Linked DNA regions of Homo sapiens: region 2 is linked to region 1. The links are chromatin contacts, found by Hi-C or POLR2A ChIA-PET in ENCODE. All regions are on one chromosome and are shown on one strand. The core of a region is the stretch at or near the end of the contact, and the rest is flanking DNA. Distances in the headings are between cores, read along the strand shown.

What was found. Hi-C counts contacts between places; a loop is a spot of excess contacts on that map. ChIA-PET counts read pairs that join two places held with the same protein, here RNA polymerase II (POLR2A). Pooled maps may share reads with other maps.
Region 2: a loop to region 1 is called in a map of CD8-positive, alpha-beta T cell, with 7 times the contacts of the local background. The contact joins two enhancer-like sites. A Hi-C loop is called at or near these places in 8 of 168 maps with a recorded cell type or tissue (CD4-positive, alpha-beta T cell, CD4-positive, alpha-beta memory T cell, CD8-positive, alpha-beta T cell and 2 more), 4 of 37 single-sample maps with no recorded cell type and 14 of 50 pooled maps. POLR2A ChIA-PET finds 5 or more read pairs at or near these places in 21 of 52 experiments (CD4-positive, alpha-beta T cell, CD4-positive, alpha-beta memory T cell, CD8-positive, alpha-beta T cell and 13 more).

Annotation. Positions count from the first base shown.
Region 1 is chr6:20,318,533-20,321,586 of GRCh38, forward strand. LOC101928573 (a long non-coding RNA gene) reads left to right here. Exons shown (of 4, transcript XR_007059489.1): 3 at 2,670-3,043. Among named protein-coding and RNA genes, the nearest start is that of E2F3, 82 kb to the right of the region's middle. RefSeq lists enhancers at 1,202-1,281, 2,022-2,071. Within about 2 kb of position 1,644, at least 13 of the 41 ENCODE cell types and tissues checked have a DNase peak (open chromatin) inside an H3K27ac peak, as active enhancers do; they include CD4-positive, alpha-beta T cell and CD8-positive, alpha-beta T cell, where a contact is called at or near this core.
Region 2 is chr6:20,365,123-20,368,155 of GRCh38, forward strand. No RefSeq gene overlaps it. Among named protein-coding and RNA genes, the nearest start is that of E2F3, 35 kb to the right of the region's middle. Within about 2 kb of position 1,494, at least 4 of the 41 ENCODE cell types and tissues checked have a DNase peak (open chromatin) inside an H3K27ac peak, as active enhancers do; they include CD4-positive, alpha-beta T cell and CD8-positive, alpha-beta T cell, where a contact is called at or near this core.

The DNA of each region.
Region 1 (3,054 bases), core at 394-2,893:
TGGCACTGAGGTATGGTGCAAAAAAGGAAAAACACGTTTCCTCACTTCATAGCTTTTCTAGGGAAGAGAGATTGCAAAGAATGAAGTGTGATGATGGCTGTGAAGAAGGTCCCAGGCTCTGGGACACAGGACAAGCACGACTAACATAGGGGGTCAGGAAAGGCCGACACCTGCTGAGCGGGAGTTAGCTGGGTGAAGGGACAGTTGAGATACAACAGCGTGCTGTCAGCCCTCACAGCCCTCACTCGGTCTCGGTGCCTCCTCGGCCTCAGCGCCCACTCTGGCCGCGCTTGAGAAGCCCTTCAGCCCACCGCTGCACCGTGGGAGCCCCTTTCTGGGCTGGCCAAGGCCGGAGCCGGCTCCCTCAGCTTGCGGGGAGATGTGGAGGAAGAGGCGCGGGCAGGAACCGGGGCTGTAAGGGGCGCTTGCGGGCCAGCGCGAGTTCCGGGTGGGCGTAGGCTCGGCCGGCCCCGCACTCGGAGCGGCTGGCATACCTGCAAGCCCCGGGCAGTGAGGGGCTTAGCACCTGGGCCAGCAGCTGCTGTGCTCCATTTCTCGCCGGGCCTTAGCTGCCTCCCCGCGGGGCAGGGCTTGGGACGTGCAGCCCGCCATGTCTGAGCCTCCCCTACCCTCTCCTGACGGGCTCCTGCGCGGCCTGAGGCTCCCCTACGAGCGCCGCTCCCTGCTCCATGGGGCGCCCAGTACCATCGACCGCCCAAGAGCTGAGAAGTGCGGGCGCACAGCGTGAAACTGGCAAGCAGCTCCACCTGTGGCCCCAATGCCAGATCCACTGGGTGAAGCCTGCTGGGTTCCTGAGTCTGGTTGGGACTTGGAGACTCTTTATGTCTAGCTAAGGGATTGTAAATACACCAATCAGCACTCTGTATCTAGCTCAAGGTTTGTAAACACACCAATCAGCACTCTGTGTCTAGCTCAGGGTTTGTAAATACACCAATTGACACTCTGTATCTAGCTAATGTAGTGGGGAGGTGGAGAACTTTTGCCTCTAGCTCAGGGATTGTCAATGCACCAATCAGCACCCTGTGAAAATGGACCAATCAACTGTCTGTAAAACAGACCAATCAGCTCTCTGTAAAATGAACTAATCAGCAGGATGTGGGTGGGGCCAGATAAGAGAATAAAAGCAGACTGCCTGAACCAGGAGTGCCAAATTGCTCCACTATACTTTCATATTGTGGTGGTTATGTTTTTTGGGTTTAGGCTGCTTTTATGAGCTGAAAAATTGTGAAAGTACGTAGCTTTACTCCGGAAGCCAGTATAAGCTATGAACCCACGAGGAGGAAAAAACAATTTTAATGTATATTGCTTTAAGTGCGGTAAGTCACCACGAAGTATATGCAGTCTTTACTTCCGACCCGGCATAGACCATGAGCTCTCGAGAAAAACTGACCGCATCAGAAGGAACAAACTCCAGACACACTCTCCTTAACTGTAACATTCGTGTGACAACAACAACTTCCTTGTTGAAGTCAGACCAATTCTGGACACAGTGGTAGTGAGAGAGAACGGTATGGCAGTACCCTTCACTTGCTCTCAGTTCCTCTTTGTCCTCTGCTCATTCTGGTTGTGCTTGACAAGCCTTTCGGCTCAGCGCTATACCGTGGGAGCTCTTTAGCTGACTGAGGCCGGAAGCAGCCGCGTTGGGTTGCAGGGAGGTGCGGCAGGAGAGGCACGGGCGGGAACCTGTACTGCACGCAGGTGGGCGTGGTGAGCCTTGCACTGAGAGCAGCAAGGGGCTTAGCACCTGGGCCAGCAGCTATGGAAGGTGTGCTGGATTCCCCCAGCAGTGCTGGCCCACGAGTTCTGTGTTCAATTTCTTGCTGGGCCTTAACTGCCTCCTGGCAGGCTATTTGTATGGCTCAGGACCAGCAGCCCGTCATGCCTGAGTCTCCCCATCTTTTTGTGGCCTCCTGTGCCGCTTGAGTTTCCCAGATGAGCGCTGCCCCCTCTTTCAGGGCACCTGGTCCCATCCGCTGCCCAAGGGCTGAGGAGTGGGGGGGTGCGTGGTGTGGGACTCATAGGTAGCTCCACCTACAGCCCCAGTGTGTGATTCCACTGGGTGAAGCCAGTTGGGCTCCTGAGTCTAGTGGGGACTTAGAGAATCTTTGTCTAGCTAAGGGATTGTAAATACGCCAATCAGCACACTGCGTCTAGCTCAGGGTTTGTGGATGCACCAGTCGGCACTATCTGGCTCAAGGTTTGTAAATGCACCTATCAGCCCTCTTGTCTGCAAAGTTTGTAAATGCACCAATCAGCGTTCTGTCTACAAGGTTTGTAAATGCACCAGTCAGCACTCTGGCTACAAGGTTTGTAAATGCATCAATCAGCACTCTGTCTAGCTCAGGGTTTGTAAATACACCAACTGACACTCTGTGTCTAGCTAATCTAGTGGGGAGGTGGAGAACTTTTGTGTCTAGCTCAGGAATTGTAAATGCACCAATCAGCACCCTGTCAAAACGGACCAATCAGCTGTCTGTAAAACAGACCAATCGGCTCTCGGTAAAATGGACCAATCAGCAGGATGTGGGTGGGGCCAGATAATAAAAGCAGGCTGCCGGAGCCGGCAGTGGCAAGCCGCTCGTGTCCCTTTCCACCCTGAAAATTTTGTTTTTTTGTTCTTTGCAATAAGTCATGCTGCTGCTCCCTAGGTTCACCCTGCCTTTGTGAGCTGTAACACTCACCGTGAAAGTCTGCAGCTTGACTCTTGAGCCAGTAAGACCAGGAGCCCACCAGAAGGAGGAAACTCCGAACACATCTGAATATCAGAAGGAACAGAACACATCTGAATATCAGAAGGAACAAACTCCGGACACGCTACCTTTAAAAACTGTAATACTCACCGCGAGGGTCTGCGGTTTCATTCATGAAGTCAGTGAGACAAAGAACTCACCAATTCCGGACACAGTGGGAGCAAAGGCATGGCAGGAGGAGAGAACTGCGTGTGTGAGGAATAAAAACAACATGTTGCAATTGAGGAAGGCGTGAATTTATGGGGAGAATACAGAGATGAAGACTTAAAACGGTAAGAGAGGA
Region 2 (3,033 bases), core at 244-2,743, 46 kb after region 1:
TTCCTTCTTCTTTGAGAGAGGGTCTCACTCTATTGCCCAGGCTGGAGTTCAGTAGCATGATCCTAACTCATTGCAACATTGAACTCCTGGGCTCAAGTGATCCTTCAGCCTCACCCTTCCAAAGCGCTGGGATTACATGCGCCACCATACCCAGCAAAGCTGCTGTATTTCTAGATCACTCTTTTTAAGTAAAAGCACATTTGCTTCTCCTAGTCGGTGAAGACCAGGATTTTCCAGAAATAGCCAGATTAGACACTAAACAAATAAACAGCAATGGAAGAAGAAAGGAAGATAATAGCTACTATGTATTAAATAGGTACAATGAGCTAGGCACTACTCTAAACATATCATACAAAATAACTCATTTAAGTTTCATAGGGACCCTAAGAGGTGGGTAAAATTAATTCTCATCATCCCGTTTTACATATAAGGACATAGAGGTACAGGAAACAGCAATTTGTTAAAATTTGCACAGCTAGCTAGTATGTGGTGAAAACAGAAACTGAACTCAAGCAGTCAGGCTCCAAAGTCTATACTGATAAACACTGTACTACATCATTTTTTCTCCAGGGACACCTGATTCTGTGGCTGGCTACAGCAAATTAGTTAGTGTGGCACATTGATCCGATTCCCTGATCTACCATTACTTCGGTTATTGAGGAGATATTTGAAGGCTGGAGGTATAATATGTTGCCATTTGATTGGGTGGCTGGAGAAGTATGGCTGTTTATGTGCAGAGCCTCGTAAAGAAAAAGCCAGCCCAGGAAAGAATTATAGCTTAATAAGGTCAGGGTTTTTATTTCATAAGGAGTTGGGTCTCATCCATATTAAAAGAAAAAAAAATGTAACCTTTGGATTAATATGGAGGAATGGTGTTGCTTCATAGCTAATTCCTAAGGAAGTAACAGAAAAAGTAAAAAAAAAAAAACTCCTCAAAATCCACCAGCAGCAATCAGACGAGGAAAGGAGCACATGCTAATACCATAAGCCTCCAAAAAGGTGGTACAGGAAGAAAATAAGATTCTGGAGCTAAGCAGGACAGCATCTTGGCAGGGCTACCAATCCCAACTCTTTCACTCATGGGCCATAGAATCCCAAGCATTCTCATCAGTATTCTAAATCTGCAAAGAGCCCATCGGTATGCTTTATCCTTATCTTTTCTGTCTTCTGACTGCAGTGAATGAAAATGGCTGCTGGGGAGAAATTGGGTGAAACAGTCAACTGGAGTAACATGAATGAGAAGACTCCAGGGCTGTACTCTTAATTGGAGAAGGGAGCCAAAGCCTGTGGAAATGGGTACACCAGAGGGATGAACTGAGATAGAAATAAGCCCGGAGCTCAGGTTTTCTAATGAAGAAACATAGAAACATAGTCTCTGCTGAGCTCCCCCTGCCATGCCCAGAGGGTGCAAAAAAACAGGAAACACCCAGCCGCAAATTATAGCACTTTGGGGAAAACAAACTGGTCTCAGATAAGGTGGGAAGGCAGTCACGAAGTCACCCACACTCCATCAGAGCAAACAGGGGGTTTGACAGAGCTGCCCGAACTTGAGCAAGATGAAAAGAATCAGCCCTGGCAAGGAGGCAGTGGTGCCTGCGGGGATGGGGGTGGAGTGGGGGTGGAAGAGACACAGCCTCACAGAAGACAAACACACACTACAGCCGGCCTGAGAATTCAACTCAAGGAAAAGAAGTGGGGCTGGGTGCAGTGGCTCACACCTGTAATCCCAGCACTTTGGGAGATCCAGGCAGGAGGATTGCTTTAGCCCAGGAGTTCGAGACCAGCCTGGGCAACATAGTGAGTGAGACCTCATCTCTACAAAAAAAATAAAAAAATTATCCTGGTGTGGTAGCTAAATTTTTTCCCCTGAGTAGACCCAGCCACTCGGCAGGCTGAGGTGGGAGGATCGCTTGAGCCCAGCAGGTTGAAACTGCAGTGAGCCATGATTACGCCATTGCACTCCAGCCTGGGTGACAGAGCGAGATCCTGTCACAAAAAAAAAAAAAAATGGCAAAGAAGGAATCACCCTTACCAGAGTCTCAAGCACAAGGCAGAGCAACCAGGTGATGAGGGCTTTCAGAAGAGGCCTACTACAGAGAGGGGACATTGAGGAGAAGAGGAGGGAGGGTAGGAGAATATCCACAGGAGGCTTCCTCTTATCCCTTTGTATGATTCAAGGGAGTGAGCGAGTCAGCTCCCATTTTAGGACCGTTCCATAAACCCTTCAGAAGACAGCTATTTGAGCACCACAACATGTAGGGCAGTAAGCTCTTTTCATGAATGAACTCATCTAATCCTCACAGCAACCTTTAGATAGATATGATTATTGCTCCATTTTAGAGATAAGGAAACTTGCCCATGAGCACACAACTCTGGTCCCAGCAGGCTCTGGGTCCAGAGGCCTATCCATTATACTTCCTTGGCTCTCCTTTACTCAAAGAGAGGTCTAATCTTGCTCCAGAGGTGGAGGACCCCATGGCTTTACCAGGTAGGCAGAAAAACTAACCACAGACTGCCCAGCCTGGGAGAAGTTATGAGTTCTTTGATCCTCCTCCCCACTCCTAACCCCCGAGAGTTGCTGGGGAGAAAGGAGGACAGTGGCTCCATCCGGTTACACTCTCACAAACAAACCATATTTTCTATCTAAATAACCAGCTGAAATTAATCTGCTCTCTATTAAGTGTTAAGATCTTTCTCTTAGGTAAATGAAAATCCCTTCACCAACAGGTTTAGCTTCCCAGGCTGTAGACTACACCCATGCATAAAACACCCACACAGGCACACAGGGCTTGCAGCAGTGTTTTACACAGACATAATTATGACTCACAAATAAGCATGGCTGGAGCTAAAGAGCTCAACTAGAAATTACATAAGCATGGATGACATCCATTTTCTACTTGAGGAGTACTAACATGAAGCATTGTGGATTGGAGATTAAATTAACAGAAGGCAGAGTAGGCCATTTATTTGATGAATTCCTGCAAGTGGGGATCTGTCTTATAATCATGGGTCCACTGTGGGGGTGTAATAGTT